2 separate regions of the Homo sapiens genome follow, and region 1 is linked to region 2. Evidence: read pairs that join two places in POLR2A ChIA-PET (ENCODE). Cell type or tissue: CD4-positive, alpha-beta T cell. All regions are shown on one strand. Links, peaks and the distances in the headings refer to the core of each region. The heading gives the core; the rest is flanking DNA.

The links. Peaks named below come from ENCODE experiments on the same cell type or tissue, not always from the same donor. Only the 100,000 strongest peaks of a DNase experiment are listed, where the experiment ranks them.
Region 1: POLR2A ChIA-PET joins it to region 2 with 6 read pairs; 2 of 35 experiments call an interaction of 5 or more read pairs at or near these places.

Annotation. Positions count from the first base shown.
Region 1 is chr16:29,071,960-29,080,018 of GRCh38, forward strand. It overlaps the pseudogene RRN3P2. Among named protein-coding and RNA genes, the nearest start is that of LAT, 91 kb to the left of the region's middle. RefSeq lists an enhancer at 2,755-2,954. In CD4-positive, alpha-beta T cell, for the core only: no CTCF peak of the experiment used is centred there; a DNase peak (open chromatin) is centred at 3,162; H3K4me3 peaks cover 1,148 bases; H3K27ac peaks cover 1,105 bases.
Region 2 is chr16:29,752,618-29,760,676 of GRCh38, forward strand. No RefSeq gene overlaps it. Among named protein-coding and RNA genes, the nearest start is that of C16orf54, 11 kb to the left of the region's middle. RefSeq lists a silencer at 1,730-1,779 and enhancers at 1,960-2,029, 2,470-2,529. In CD4-positive, alpha-beta T cell, for the core only: no CTCF peak of the experiment used is centred there; DNase peaks (open chromatin) are centred at 2,024 and 4,214; H3K4me3 peaks cover 442 bases.

The DNA of each region.
Region 1 (8,059 bases), core at 1,403-5,402, 680 kb before region 2:
ACGCCCGGCTAATTTTTTTTTTTTTTTTTTTTTTTTGTATTTTTAGTAGAGACGGGGTTTCACCGTGTCAGCCAGGATGGTCTCGATCTCCTGACCTCGTGATCCACCTGCCTCGGCCTCCCAAAGTGCTGGGATTACAGGCGGGAGCCGCTGCGCCCGGCCCATTATGTTCTTATAACTTACATTAACATATTATTTTGTACATGTCAAGCTTTTTTCCCCTTTTTTTTTTTTTTTAAGAGATGAGATTTTGCTTTGTCACCCAGGCCAGAGAGTGTCGTGGTGCAGTCATAGCTCACTGCAGCCTCCAACTCCTGGGTTCAAGTGATTCTCCCACCTCTGTCTGCCAAATAATTGGAACTACAGGCATGTGCCACCATGCTTGGGTAAGTTTTTTTATTTTTTATTTTTTATTTATTATTATTATACTTTAAGTTTTAGGGTACATGTGCACAATGTGCAGGTTAGTGACATATGTATACATGTGCCATGCTGGTGTGCTGCACCCATTAACTCGTCATCTAGCATTAGGTGTATCTCCCAATGCTATCCCTCCCCCCTCCCCCCTCCCCCCACCCCACAACAGTCCCCAGAGTGTGATGTTCCCCTTCCTGTGTCCATGTGTTCTCATTGTTCAATTCCCACCTATGAGTGAGAATATGCAGTGTTTGGTTTTTTGTTCTTGCGATAGTTTACCGAGAATGATGATTTCCAATTTCATCCATGTCCCTACAAAGGACGTGAACTCATCATTTTTTATGGCTGCACAGTATTCCATGGCATATATGTGCCACATTTTCTTAATGCAGTCTATCATTGTTGGACATTTGGGTTGGTTCCAAGTCTTTGCTATTGTGAATAATGCCGCAATAAACATACGTGTGCATGTGTCTTTAAAACAGCACGATTTATAGTCCTTTGGGTATCCTGGGTAAGTTTTTTAAAAGTGTTATTTGTAGAGACGGAGTCTGGCTGTGTTGCCTGGGCTGGTCTCAAACTCCTGGCTTCAAGTTATCCTCCTGCCTCAGCCTCCCAAAGCTCTGGCATTACAGGTGTGAGCCACTGCACCCAGACTCAGACTTTTTTTAAGGGAAAGAATGGGAGTATAGGTGGGGAGACACACTTTGGGAGGCCAAGGTGGGAGGATCACTTGGGCCGGGGGTTCAAGACCAGCCTGGGCAACAAAGTGAGACCTCGTATTTACCAAAAATACAAAAAATTAGCTGGGCTTGGTGGTGTGGGTTTGGGAGGCTGAGGTGAGAGGATTGCATAAGCTGTAGGAGCCCGAGGCTGCAACGAGCTGTGATCGCGCCATTGCGCTCTAACTTGGGCTAGACAATGAGATCCTGTCTCAAACCAAAACAAAACAAAACAGATAATTGTCAAATTGCTGTTTTGCTATTGTTGCTTTTTGTTTTTGCTTTGCTTTGCCTTGGAAGTGAAGAAGAGATTCTCATTTAAACCGTTATCTTGAAGTATTGAAGTATCTTTGTGAGCTAGGGTGCAATTATTTCCTCTGTCCTTGAGACACAGATGATTCCTGTCCAACATTCCCAAGGAACTCAGTAAGGACCAAATAGAGACTCAGGAAAGACAGTTACTGATTTTACACTGTTGCAAAACAGAGCTATGGTTTATGTTTAACAAACTGCTGGCGGGGCGTGGTGGCTCATGCCTGTAATCCCAGCACTTTGGGATGCCAAGGTGGGTGGATCACTTGAGGTCAAGAGTTCAAGACCAGCCTGGCCAACATGGTGAAACCCTGTCTCTACTAAAAATACAAAAATTAGCAGGGCATGGTGGTGCATGCCCGTAATCCTAGCTACTGGGGAGGGTGAGGCACAAGAATCGCTTGAACCTGGGAATCAGAGGATGCAGTGAGCCGAGATCACGACACTGTACTCCAGCCTGGGTGACAGAGCGAGACTCTGTCTCAAAAAAAACACAAAAAACATAAAAACCAAATTGCTGTATTTTATTTTGTGAAATAGGGTCTAGATCTGTTGTCTAGGCTGGAGTGCAGGGGTGCAATCACAGCTCACTGCGGCCTTGACCTCCAGGGCTCAAGCGATCCTCCCTCCTCAGTTTTCAAGTAGCTGGGACTACAGGTATGCACCATCATATGTTGCCCAGGCTGGTCTTGAACTCCTGGAGAGAGATACATATAAACACACACACACACACACACACACACACACACACACACCCTTTTTTTTTTTTTTTTTTGAGACACAGTTTCACTCCTCACCCAGGCTGGAGTGCAATGGCACAATCTTGGCTCATTGCAACCTCTGCCTCCTGGGTTCAAGCTATTCTCCTGCCTTGGCCTCCCAAGTAGCTGGGATTACAGGCACTGCCACCATGTCTGGCTAATTTTGTATTTTTAGTAGAGACAGGGTTTTGTCATGTTGGCCAGGCTGGTCTCAAACTTCTGGCCTCAGGTGATCCACTTGCCTCGGCCTCCCAAAGTGTTGGGATAACAGGCATGAGCCACTGCGCCGGGCCCATACATATGCATTTAAAAAAATTTATTTATTTATTTCGAGACAGGGTCTCACTCTGTTGCCCAAGCAGGAGTGCAGTGGTGCTATCTCCCAGGCTCAAGCAATCCTCAGCCTCCCGAGTAGCTGGGACTACAGGTATGTGCCATCACACCCAGATAATTTTTATTATTTTTATTTTTTAAGTTTTTTGTAGAGATGGAGTTTCACCGTGTCACCCAGGCTGGATATTTTTGTATTTTTGATAGGCCTGTACAGTTTCCAAAGTTGCAACCTTTCCCCCTCCCTGAGAGTAGGGGCAGCCCCTGCTCTCCCTCTACATCCTCCACAGTCCCGAGGTTTTGGCCTCTGTTTCCTCTGTTTCCTATGCTTGGAACACCAGTCGCTCTTTTGTTGGTCTGGCTGACTTCTGTTCCTCTTTTAAAAATTTAAGTTTGGCCGGGTGCGGTGGCTCACGGGGCCCCTGATTGTCTGAAGGTTGCGCTGGCACGCGCAACTTCCGGGACAGAGGCTGTGGCTGGAAGGAGCTGGGCATCCGGCCTGAGGCGCAGCGGTCGCGTTAGTTCGGCCCAATGGCGGCACCGCTGCTTCACACGCGTTTGCCGGGAGATGCGGCCGCTTCGCCCTCTGCAGTCAAGATGCTGGGCGCGTCGAGGACTGGGTAAGATTCAGGCCGCTTCCTTCTGTGCGTCTGGGACCAAAGCTCAGGACCGCTCTTAGAGGAGCAGATTGAAAGGATGTGGGGCAAAGCTAATGGCGTGTGATAGGAGCACGGGGTCGAGGGTCATCTCACGTTCACAGAAATGAGCTCATTCCTCCTAACTGGGTAATAGACATGGGTGGGGCCTGGAAAAGTGAGTATGTTCTCTGTTCTGGAGGCCCCCTTTCCCGACTGTGTCTCTTCGTGATTTCCCAGGCCTGGGTACTGCCTTCTGCGCCTTGACCCCTCTTCCTTCCCTCTTCTTCGTCCAAATTTGGAAGGGATTTCCCTGGGCTATGTGGGTTATCAGCCGAACGTTGTCACTCATGGCAAATTGAATATTACATCTTTTTTGTTTGAAATTTGTTTCGACACACGTATTTGTTTAGCAGTCTTTATTTTGCTCCACTTTTAAAATCCCTAACCCCATAGCACTCTTGGCGTTTAACTTTCAGAGTCATTAGGATGCTATGTTTTTTCATTAATTTACTACGTGTAAGTGAAGCAAACCTTGTAAAACAATTAGCGTAATATGATTCATAATGTTTATCGAGCTCCTGCTTACTGTGTTAAACACTGGCGACAGTGGTTTATCCAAAGACACTAATGTCCCTGCTTTCTACAGAGCTTACAGCATATTGGGGGGAAGGCAGTACATAGGCCAATAAATAAACGAACACGATGATTTCAGTTATACAACAAGGTAATGGGGGAGGGAGAAGGGAGAGAAGGAGTGTTTGAGATTTCTCATTGGGAAGACATCTGTCATTTGAGCTTCTATTTGAATGAAGACAAAAATCTAGGCCGGGCACGGTTGCTCACGCCTGTAATCCCAGCACTTTGGGAGGCTGAGGTGGGCGGATCACCTGAAGTCAGGAGTTCGAGACCAGCCTGGCCAACATGCGAAACCTCGTCTCTACTGAAAATACAAAAATTAGCCGGGCGTGGTGGCAGGCTCCTGTAATCTCAGCTACTCAGGAGGCTGAGGCAGGAGAATTGCTTGAACCCGGGAGATGGAGGTTGCAGTTAAGCTGAGATCACACCACTGCACTCCAGCCTGGGCAGCAGAGCAAGACTCCATCTCAAAAAAAAAAAAAAATCCAGCCACATAGAGATTTGGGAAAAGAGTATTTCCAATAGAGTGAACAGTAAGTGAAATGAGAAACAGCTTGGCTTGTTTGAAGAGCAGAAAAGACATGATGGCTGTAGTAAAACAAGTTGTTGGAGATGAGGTGAGAGAGGTAGGCAGGGGCCAGATTAATGTAGGATCTTAAAGACCACACTGAGAGATTTGGATTTTTACTGTAAGTGCAGTGGGAAGACAGTTATTGGTTGCTGAGCAAAGGAGGGATTGTTGATTAAGAGTGGAAGCAGGGAGACCAGTAAAGAGGCCTTAACAATAGTTCCACTGAATTATGTTGGTTCAATAAAGGTTGGCTATTATAATTTTTATTATTTTCATGAACTTAATAGCTTGTTAATCTTGGTTCCACAGGATTTCAAATATGCGTGCATTAGAGAATGATTTTTTCAATTCTCCCCCAAGAAAAACTGTTCAGTTTGGTGGAACTGTGACAGAAGTCTTGCTGAAGTACAAAACGGTAAGAGGAGATAATGTGTGAGGTTTGCTTTTGGTCAGGTCAGAATACAACTATTGCTGTTATACTAAAGACCAATAGAAATAGCAAGATTAATTAAGATACCAGTTGAAATCAAATATTTAATAATAGCATGATGCCATCAGTGCAAAATTAGAGTAATAGTGTCCTTTTTTTTCCCCCACCTTGGCCCATTTCACAGGTAATAATGAGAGAGTAATAATGTCTTTACTGAGGTTTCACCTCTTCAAATGCTTTATTTACAAAGCATCTTTTAACTTCAGCAAGTGCTAGAATTAAAAACAATTACAGCATTTTATTTATTTATTTATTTGTGCTGGAGTCTTCCTCTGTCACCCAGGCTGGAGTGCAGTGGCGTGACCTCGGCTCACTGCATCCTCCACCTCCCAGGTTCAAGCAATTCTCCTGCCTCAGTCTTCTGAATAGCTAGGGTTACAGGCATGCACCACCACACCTGGCTAATTTTTTAATTTTTTTAATAGAGACGGGGTTTCACCATGTTGGCCAGGCTGGTCTCGAACTCCTGAGCTTGTAATCCACCCGCCTTGGCCTCCCAAAGTGCTGAGATTACAGACGTGAGCCACCATGCCTGGCCTACAGCATTTTATTTTTTGAGGAACTTACCTAAGCATTACTTTGGGACAGTAAACCGGTTCTCTGAATAGGGATTTTTGTTTTTGTGGTAGGTTAGAAGCATTTCTACTATATCTCAGCAGTAGAGGGAAAATGTTAAGTAACCGTATGTTTATATGTAATATCCATTTGTATCCATATTTGAGTAAATACTTTTTTAGATCCTCCTGAATTAGATCATTATAGCTGGCTGTTTTTTTTCCCTCATGCTTTTTGAGAATTCGCAGGAGTATCAACTATTATATTCAAATGTCAATACAGAAGTATAGCTAAATGTAGTTTATCATTTTCCTTTTTCCAAGCCCTCTGGCTGCACTAACATGAGTGTTTAAATTTTTGTAGTCATGATTTTATAATCCGCAATTGACATGTGAAAGTTAGTGTTCCTTTTATAATTTCATCTGATGTTAAAGTACGGTTAAAAGTCTTGCTGTTGATACTAAACAGGAAACAAAAGCATAACTTAATTATTTCCCCTCCTTGTTAAGGGTGAAACAAATGACTTTGAGTTGTTGAAGAACCAGCTGTTAGATCCAGACATAAAGGTAATTAATTTTGTGTTTGATCATTAGCAAAATTATTGCCACTTTATACAGACATAGTTTGCTCTTTGGGTCCCATTCTGTTCTGCAGAACTTGCTCTCTCCATGGTCCTCCCTTACTTTAATCTGGTGGTTCTCAACCAGGGACAGTTTTACCCCCTAGAAGACATTTGGTGATGGCTGCAGATATTTTTGTCACAATTGGGAGGAAAGGGTGCTACTGGCATTTAGTGGGTGAATGACAGAGATGCTGCTAAACATCTCACAGTGCACAGGGCAGCCTCCCATAACCAAGAGTGATCCAGCCCCAAATGACAACAGTGTTGAGGCTGGGAAACCCTGCTCTAATGCTTCCTTTCTATTAGATTACTACCTCTTTCCTCCATGCTGCATGCAACTCTTTTGTCTCTTTAAAGCTAAAACAAACCAAAAAAAAAAAAAAAAACCACTGTTTCAGCATTTCCAGGTTCGAGATACACCTATCATGTAGTAAAACCTTAATACATTTTGTTTCACCATTCTTCCTTTACTGCCCAGTTTTGAAGAGAATGGTTTATTACCATGGCAGTGGTAGTTAGATTGCCTGGAATGAAATTCCAATTTTATTATCCAGTGTGTGATCTTGAGCAAATTGTTTTAACCTCTCTGCCTCTATTTTCCACTGTGTGAAACCAAGAAAACAATAGAGATTTAAAAAATATGGAGTGTTTTGTTTTTTAAGAGATGTGGTCTTGCTGTGTTGCTCTAGCTATTCACAGGTGTGATCATATTGCCCTACAGCCTTGAACTCCTGGCCTCAAATGATCCTTTCTCTTCAGCCTTCTAAAAAGCTGGGACTATAGGTGCATGCCACTGTGCCTGGCTTTAAACATGGAAATACTTAACAAGGATTCAATGAGCTAATATGCAAGAAGCACTTAGAACAGTCTCTGACTCAAAGTAAGGGCAGTAATTGTCATCTGTTGTTTTTGTTCCAGCTGACTGCGCTGTATCATTTCTCACTCACATTTAAGTCCACTGTTCTTATCACTGTAGTAATTACCCTGACAGGTTACCCATGTTTTTTTTTTACATGCTGATTTCAGTGGACTTTTTTGAGACAAAGTCTCCTTCTTGTCACCCAGGCTGGAGTGCAGTGGTGTGATCTGGGCTCACTGCAACCTTTGCCTCCTGGGTTCAAGCAATTCTCCTGCCTCAGCCTCCCAAATAGCTGAGATTACAGGCACCCGCCACCATGCCTGGTTAATTTTTTTATTTTTAGTAGAAACGGGGTTTCACCATGTTGGCCAGGCTGGTCTTGAACTCCTGACCTCAGGTGACCTGCCCGCCTCGGCCTCCCAAAGTGCTGGGATTACAAGTGTGAGCCACTGAGCCCAGCCTCAGTGGACTTACTTTTTTAAGCCTTGTATTCCTTGTATCAGCCGACACTGTTGGCCACCCACTTCTTAAAACTTCAGTGTTTCTGATCCTCCTGTCTTCTGATCCTTTAATCTCTCTCTCTTTTTTTTTTTTTTTTTTTTGCTCTGTCGCCCAGGCTGAAGTGCAATGGCACAATCTTGGCTCACTGCAAGCTCCACCTCCTGGGTTCAAGTGATTCTCCTACCTCAGCCTCCCGAGTAGCTGGGACTACACGTGCCCGCCACCACCCCCAGCTAATTTTTTGTATTTTTAGTAGAGATGGGGTTTCACCATGTTAGCCAGGATGGTCTCGATCTTCTGACCTCGTGATCCGCCCGCCTTGGACTCCCAAAGTGCTAGGATTAGAGGTGTGAGCCACCACACCCGGCCAGTGATCCTTTAAGCTCTAGTATCTCTCGATAGGTTCTTGATCTTAAATTTGGTGTTGATTAGGCTTCAAAACTTGACTCTTTTCTCACTCTGTTGATTCTTCTGTGTGATCTCCTCATCTCCCTTCATGGCTTTGAAATCTACCTGTGTCCTAATATATTTGTGTCTGTAGCCAAGATTGCTCTTGTGGGCTCCAGACTTATTTCATTTTCATTTTTGGGGACGGGCAGAACAGAGTCTTGCTCTGTCACCTAGGCTGTAGTGTAGTGGGATGAT
Region 2 (8,059 bases), core at 1,931-5,930:
TAGCAACACTTTTTCTTTTTCTTTTTTTTTTTTTTTTTTTTTTTTTGAGACGGAGTCTCACTCTGTCACCCAGGCTGGAGTGCAGTGGCATGATCTCAGCTCACTGCAACCTCCGCCTCCCAGGTTCAAGCAATTCTCCTGCCTCAGCCTCCCGAGTAGCTAGGATTACAGGTGTGTGCCACCATGCCTGGCTAATTTTTGTATTTTTAGTAGAGATGGGGTTTCACTATGTTGGTCTCAAACTCCTGACCTGGTGATCCACCCCCTTCAGCCTCCCAAAGTGCTGGGATTACAGGCATGAGCCACCATGCCCTGCGTCACTTTTTCTTTTAATTAATTTAAAAAAATTTGTTTTTAGACAGAGTCTCACTCTGTTGCCCAGGCTGGAGGGCAGTGGCTTGATCTCAGCTCACTGCAACCTCCACCTCCTGGGTTCAAATGATTCTCCTGCCTCAGCCTCCTGAGTAGCTGGGATTACAGGTGCGCACCACCATGCCTGGCTATTTTTTTTTTTTTTTGAGACGGAGTCTTGCTCTGTTGCCCAGGCTGGAGTGCAATGGCATGATCTCGGTTCACTACAACCTCTGCCTTCCAGGTTCAGGCGATTCTCCTGCTTCAGCCTCCCAAGTAGCTGGGATTACAGGTGCCCGTCACCATGCCCAGCTAATTTTTGTATTTTTGGTAGAGATGGGGTTTTGCCATGTTGGTCAGGCTGCTCTCCAACTCCTGACCTCAGGTGATCTGCCCGCCTCGGCCTCCCAAAGTGCTGGGATTACAGGTGTGAGCCACTGCGCCCGGCCATTTTAATTTAAATAGAGATGGGGTCTTGCTGTGTTCCCCAGGCTGGTCTCAAACTCCTGGCCTGGAGCAGACCTCCCACCTCGGTGTCCTGAAGTTCTGGGATTATAGGCATAAGCCACCATACCTAGCCTAATCTAAACACTTTGGGAGGCAGGAGGATTGCTTGAAGATAGTAGTTCAAGACCAGCCTGGGCAACACAGTGAGACTCCATCTCTACCAAAAAAAAAAAAAAATTAGCTGGGCATGGTTCCATGTGCCTGTAGTCCTAGCTACTCAAGAGGCTGAGGCAGAGGATCACTTGAGCCCAGGAGTTCGAGGTTACAGTGAGTTATATCATGCTACCTGGACAGCAGAGCAAGACCCTGTCTCTAACAACAACAAAAAATTATACAAACACAGATCATTTTGTTTAAAACTGGATTTGTAGTCTTATAACCCTTGTGTCAGACCCTGACACCTTAAAACATCTAGTAGAGATAAATATAAAACTGTCTGGCCAGTAAACCCAAGCAAAAATGTATGCTGATAATTCTGAAGACATTTCTATTTTTATTTTACCAATACTTTTTTTCTTTGTCTTTTTTTTTTTTTTTTTTTTTTTTTTAAAGAGAGTTTTCCTTGGTCACGCCAGCTGGAGTGCAGTGGCATGATCTCAGCTCACTGCAACCTCTGCGTCCTGGGTTCAAACAATTCTCCTGCCTCAGCCTCCCAAGTAGCTGGGATTACAGGCACTTGCCTCCACACCCAGCTACCTTTTTTGTATTTTTAGTAGAGACAAGGTTTCCTCATGTTGGCCAGGCTGATCTCAAACTCCTGACCTCAGGTGATCCACCCACCTCACCCTTCCAAAGTGCTGGGATTACAGGTGTGAGCCACCAAGCCTAGCCTATTTTACCAATAGTTTTAAAACCAGCTTATTTATTAAAGATTAAAGATTTACGGCAGGGCACGGTGGCTCATGCCTGTAATCCCAGCACTTTGGGAGGCCAAGGTGGGCGGATCACGAGGTCAGGAGATCGAGATCATCCTGGCTCATAGTGAAACTCCATCTCTACTAAAAAAAATACAAAAAAGTAGCCAAGTGTGGTGGCCCACGTGTGCCTGTAATCCCAGCTACTCGGGAGGCTGAGGCAGAATTGCTTGAGCCTGGGAGACGGAGGTTGCTGTGAGCTGAGATCATGCCACTGCACTTCAGCCTGGCCGACAGAGCGAGACTCTACCTCAAAAAAAAAAAAAAGAAAGAAAAAAAATTTTTTTTTCAGTTTCGGCTGATTGAGGTGGCTGGTGCCTGTAACCCCAGCACTTTGGGAGGCCGGTGTGGGAGGATTGCTTAAACCCATGAGCTCAAGACCAGACTGGGCAACAAAGTGAGACCTCATCTGTACAAAAAATGAGAAAATTACCTGGGCATAGTGGTGCATGCCTGTAGTCCCAGCTCAGGATTCAACTGGGGAGGTCGAGGCAGGAAAACTGCTTGAGCTCAGGAGGTTGAGCTGTGTTTGTGCCAGTGCACTCCAGCCTGGGCATGAGAGTGAGACTGTCTCAAAAAACTGTTTTTTATCAGTTTCAAATGAGTTTAGGGTTAAATTTTCAATTGTTTACATTTTAGCCAGGATTGGCTAAATTGTATAAGAAATACAAAATATCTAAGTGCCCTGGAACTAGTAACACGTCTATGTTTTGTTTGCTGATCTGGTTTGATTTGCAAATGTGGGCAGGAAAGAACTTTAGCAGGTGTTTTTTTTATTTTGTTTTTGTTTTTGCCTTTTGGCCTCTGTGTGACAGAAAAAGCAACATTTTTATGCTGGACAGAGATACCTTACATTATTGCTCTGAGCTCAAGGTTTCAACTTCTTTGATCTAAGAGAGTCTAACTTTTATAGACCTTTTTTTTGGTGTTTTATTTTATTTTATTTTATTTGAGACGGAGTCTTGCTCTGTTGCACAGGGTGGAGTGCAGTGGCGTGATCTTGGCTCGCTGCAAGCTCCACTTCCCAGGTTCAAGAGATTCTCCTGCTTCAGCCTCCTGAGTAATTGGGACAACAGGCACGTGCCACTGCGCCTGGCTAATTTTTTATATTTTTAGTAGAGACGGGGTTTCACCATATTGGCCAGGCTGGTCTCGAACTGTTTTTTTTTTTTTTTTTTTTTTTTTTTTTTTTTTTTTGAGACGGAGTTTCGCTCTGTCGCCCAGGCTGGAGTGCAGTGGTGCGATCTCGACTCACTGCAAGCTCCGCCTCCCGGGTTCACGCCATTCTCCTGCCTCAGCCTCCCGCGTAGCTGGGACTACAGGCGCGCACCACCATGCCCGGCTAATTTTTGTATTTTTAGTAGAGACGGGGTTTCACCGTGTTAGCCAGGATGGTCTCGATCTCCTGACCTCGTGATCCACCCATCTCGGCCTCCCAAAGTGCTGGGATTACAGGTGTGAGCCACCGTGCCCGGCCCCGGTCTCGAACTCTTGACCTCGTGATCCGCCCGCCTCAGCCTCCCAAAGTGCTGGGATTACAGGCGTGAGGCACCGCGCCTGGCCTTATAAACATTTGTCTAGTTATTTTTCTTTCTTCCTTTCTCGCTTTCTTTCTTCTTTTTTTTTTTTTTTTTTTTTTTTTTTTTTTTGAGATGGAGTCTTGCTCTGTCACCCAGGCCAGGGTGCGTTGGCGTGATCTTGGCTCACTGCAACCTCCACCTCCTGGGTTCAAGCAATTCTCTCATCTCTGCCTCCTGAGTAGCTGGGACTATAGACATGCACCACCACACCTGGCTAATTTTTGTATTTTTAGTAGTGACGGGGTTTCGCCATGTTGGGCAGGCTGGTCTCCAACTCCTGACCTCAAGTGATCCGCCTGCCTTGGCCTCACAAAGTGCTGGCATTACAGGCGTGAGCCACCACACCTAGCCTTTTTCTTTAGATTATTACTTTTTCAATTAAGTGTTTCATCACTCTAAGCAATTGTTAGGCAAACCTAATTTTATGTTTTTAAAACATGGCTAGCTGTCACGCCCGTAATCCCAGCACTTTGGGAGGTCAAGGTGGGCAGATCATGAGGTCAGGAGATCGAGACCATCCTGGCCAACATGGTGAAACCCCATCTCTACTAAAACTACAAAAATTATCTGGGTGTGGTGGCAGGTGCCTGTAATCCCAGCTACTCGAGAAGCTGAGATATGAGAATCGCTTGAACCAGGGAGGCGGAGGTTGCAGTGAGCCGAGATCACACCACTGCACTACAGCCTGGTGGCAGAGCGAGACTCTCTTTCAAAAAAAAAAAAAAAAAGAAAAAAAAAAGAAAAGGACTAACTGGTCTGAATATTGTGCACCTGTTAGTACTAGCTACTCCAGAGTCTGAGGCAGCAGGATTGCTGTAGCCCAGGAGTTTGAGGTCACAGTGAGCTACAATCATGCCACTGTACTCCAGCCTGTGCAACATAGCAAGATACTGTCTTTAAAAAAAAAGTTGTCTAGGTTGTTGGTTACCATGGAGTTGTAATTTGAAAGCCCTTTAAGACTTTTGTTTAATCTTGACTTGAATGCCATAAGCAGTAAGTGTTATCTCAACACCAGGGGAAAAGTTAGCAGATTCAAAGCAGGCAGAAAAAAAAAAAGGAGAGAAAGAGAACTTAGAAGTCTCTCCATGCTAACTCTATAGTTGTAGGTTTTATGAATAATGACCATTTGAGCTCTGAATTTTCCTTGATGTAATTTTGCTCATCAGTTTTAAAATGTGCACAAGAATGAGCCATAATATGTAGCTGGTGGAGTCCTAGAAATCCTTGCATTGGCCAGGTGTGGTGGCTTAAGCCTGTAATCCCAGCACTTTGGGAATCCGAGGCGGGTGGATCACCTGAGGTCAGGAGTTCGAGAGTAGCCTGGACAACGTGGCGAAGCCCTGTCTTTACTAAAAATACAAAATTAGCCGGGTGTGGTGGTGCATGCCTGTTATCCCAGCTACTCTGAAGGCTGAGGCAGGAGAATCACTTGAACCTGGGAGGCGGAGGTTGCGGTGAGCCAAGGTGGCACTATTACACTCCAGCCTGGGCAACAAGAGTGAAACTCTGTCTCAAAAAAAAAACCAAAACAACAACAACAACAACAAAAACCAGAAATCCTGGTACGCCTTCATGTTTGAGAATCCCATTCCATTTCTTTATCTTGTTTTTTTTTTTTGAGACAGTGTCTTGCTCTGTCGCCCAGGCTGGAGTGCAGTGGTGCGATCTCGGCCCACTGCAACCTCTGCCTCCAGGATTCAAGTGATTCTTCTACCTCAGCATCACGAGTAGTTGGGATTACAGGTGCCTGCCACCATGCCCAGCTAAATTATTTTTTTTGTTTTGGTATTTTTTAGTAGAGATGGGGTTTCACCATGTTGGCCAGGCTGGTCTCGAGCTCCTGGCCTCATATGATCCACCTGCCTCGGCCTCCCAAAGGGCTGGGATCACAAGTGTGAGCCACCACACCATCCCCATTCCATTTCTTATTCATCACTTGAGAGCAAAGACCACCCTATACATGCTGTAATTTATGGGATATTAGGAGTTTAGTCTGGTGTTTTAGACAGCAGGAACCACCCTAGTGGCTTATGTTAGCCATCCTCCACCCACTGGTTGGAATGTTTATTTTTGCTCTTGGGAGATTTTTAGAAATAAGCAAGAGAAAAGAGTCAAACCAAATCCAAAGAAACCAAGATAAGAGTGTTCACAAAAATTTTAATCCAAACTGGCCATGCAGACCAAAGGTTGCAGTGAGCCGAGATTGCATCATTGCACTCCAGCCTGGGCAAAAACAGTAAAACTCCGTTAAAAAAAAAAAAAAAGAGGGAGGCTCAGCCTGAGAGAAGACTCAGCAGGGCAGAACAGGCCTGTTGTGGAAGCAGAGAGCTCACAGCCTTCAGTGAGTGCTGCATGCCAGTTCTAAGAATCATCGATTCTTGGGAGGCTGAGGCAGGCAGATCACCTGAGGTTAGGAGTTTGAGACCAGCCTGGCCAATGTGGTGAAACCCTGTCTCTACTAAAAACGCAAAAATTAGCTGGACATGGTGGCGGGCGCCTGTAATGCCAGCTACTCAGGAGGCTGAGGTAGGAGAATTGCTTGATCCTGGGAGACGGAGGTGGCAGAGAGCTGAGATCGTACCACTGCACTCCAGCCTGGGTGACAGAGCGAGACTCCATCTCAAAAAAAAAAAAAAAAATCATCAATTCCTTCTAATAGTGATTTTTTCAGGTACCATTTCTATATATAGATATACCATGTATATCTACCTAATAACAGAGGGTCTTTAAAAGAAAATGATGTTTATTTGGGAATAGTGCAATGGGAATACATATGCTATAGCAAACAATGTGTGTATTCAGGGAGGTAAAGGAACAAAGATCAACAACAATGCCAGGCACAGTGGCTCACGCCTGTAATCCCAGCACTTTGGGCGGCTGTGGTGGGAGGATCACTTGAGGCCAGGAGTTTGAGACCAGCCTGGGCAACATAGTGAGACCCCATCTTTAAAAAAAAAAATTTTTTTTTTAAATTACCTGAGTGTGGTGGTGTGCACCTATGGTCCCAGCTACTCAGGAGGCTGAACTAGGAGGATCCCTTCAGCCCAGGAGTTTGAGGCTACAGTGAGCTATAATCATGCCATTGTACTCCAGCCTGGGTGACAACATGAGACCCCAAAAGGAGAAAGAGAGTGAGAGAGGAAGGAAGGAAGGAAGGAAGGAAGGAAGGAAGGAAGGAAGGAAGGAAGGAAGGAAGAAAAGAAAGAAAGAAAGAAAGAAAGAAAGAAAGAAAGGCAGAGAAAGAATATTAGCTGGGCATGGTGGCATGTACCTGTAGTCCCACCTACTCAGGAGGCTGAAATGGGAGGATTGCTTGAGCCCAGGAGTTGAAGACCAGCCTGGACAACATAGCAAGACCCTATCTCTACAATATATACATATTTTTTTTTTTCCTGAGATGGAGTCTTGCTTGCCCAGGCTGGAGTGCAGTGGCATGATCTCGGCTCACTGCAACCTCTGCCTCCCGGGTTTAAGCAATTCTCCTGCCTCAGTCTCCTGAGTAGCTGGGATTACAGGTGTGAGCCACCACGCCCAGCTAATTTTTGTATTTTTAGTAGAGACCGGGTTTCACCATGTTGGCCAGGCTGGTCTCGAACTCCTGACCTCATGATCCCCCTGCCTTGGCCTCCCAAAATGCTGGGATTACAGGCGTGAGCCACCTCACCTGGCCTTTTTTTTTGAGATGGAGTCTCCCTCTGTCCCCAGGCTGGAGTACAGTGGTGCGATCTCAGCTCACTGCAACCTCTGCCTCCTGGGTTCAAGTGATTCTCCTGCCTCAGCCTCCCAAATAGCTGGGATTATAGGCCCCCCCACGACGCCCAGCTAATTTTTGTATTTTTAGTAGAGACGGGGTTTCACCATGTTGTCCAGGATGGTCCTGATGTCTTGACCTCATGATCCACCTGCCTTGGCCTCCCAAAGTGTGAGATTACAAGAGTGAGCCACTGCGCCCAGCCAAAATATTGTTTTAAATTAGCCAGATGTGGTGGCACACACCTATATTCCCAGCTACTTTGGAGGCTGAGGTGGGAGGATCACTTGAGCCTAGGAGTTTGAGGCTGCAGGGAGCTATGATCGCACCAGCGTACTCCAGCCTGGGCAACAGAGAAAGACCCTGTCTCAAAAAAAAAACCAAAATAGTTATGCTCCTTGGAGTTGTGTCCTTGGCACTCTTGGTTCCTGAGTCTATATGGCGGGTTTTTGTTTGTTTGTTTGTTTTTGAGATGGAGTCTCACTCTGTTGCTGAGGCTGGAGTGCAGTGGCTCCGTGTCGGCTCACTGAAACCTCCGTCTCCCGGGTTCAAGCAATTCTCCTGCCTCAGCCTCCCGAGTAGCTGGGATTACAGGCGCCTACCACCACACCCGATTAGTTTTTATATTTTTAGTAGAGATGGGGTTTCACCATGTTAGCCAGGCTGGTCTTGAACTCCTGACCTCAGGTGATCCACCCAACTCAGCCCCCCAAAGTGCTGGGATTACAGGCGTGAGCCACCGCGCCTGGCCTACGTGGTGGTTTTAAAACATGTTTGCAAAATTTTTAACATTCCTCCTATTGAAAATAGTAAGTCTAATTCCCCTCCTCTTGAATATTGGCTGGCCTTAGTGACTGAATCCTCACAAGTAGAATGCATCAGGAGTGTCACACTATGACTTCCAAGGCTAGGTTGAAAATATAAAAGGGGTAAAGCTCTCTTTCCTCTGTCGCTCT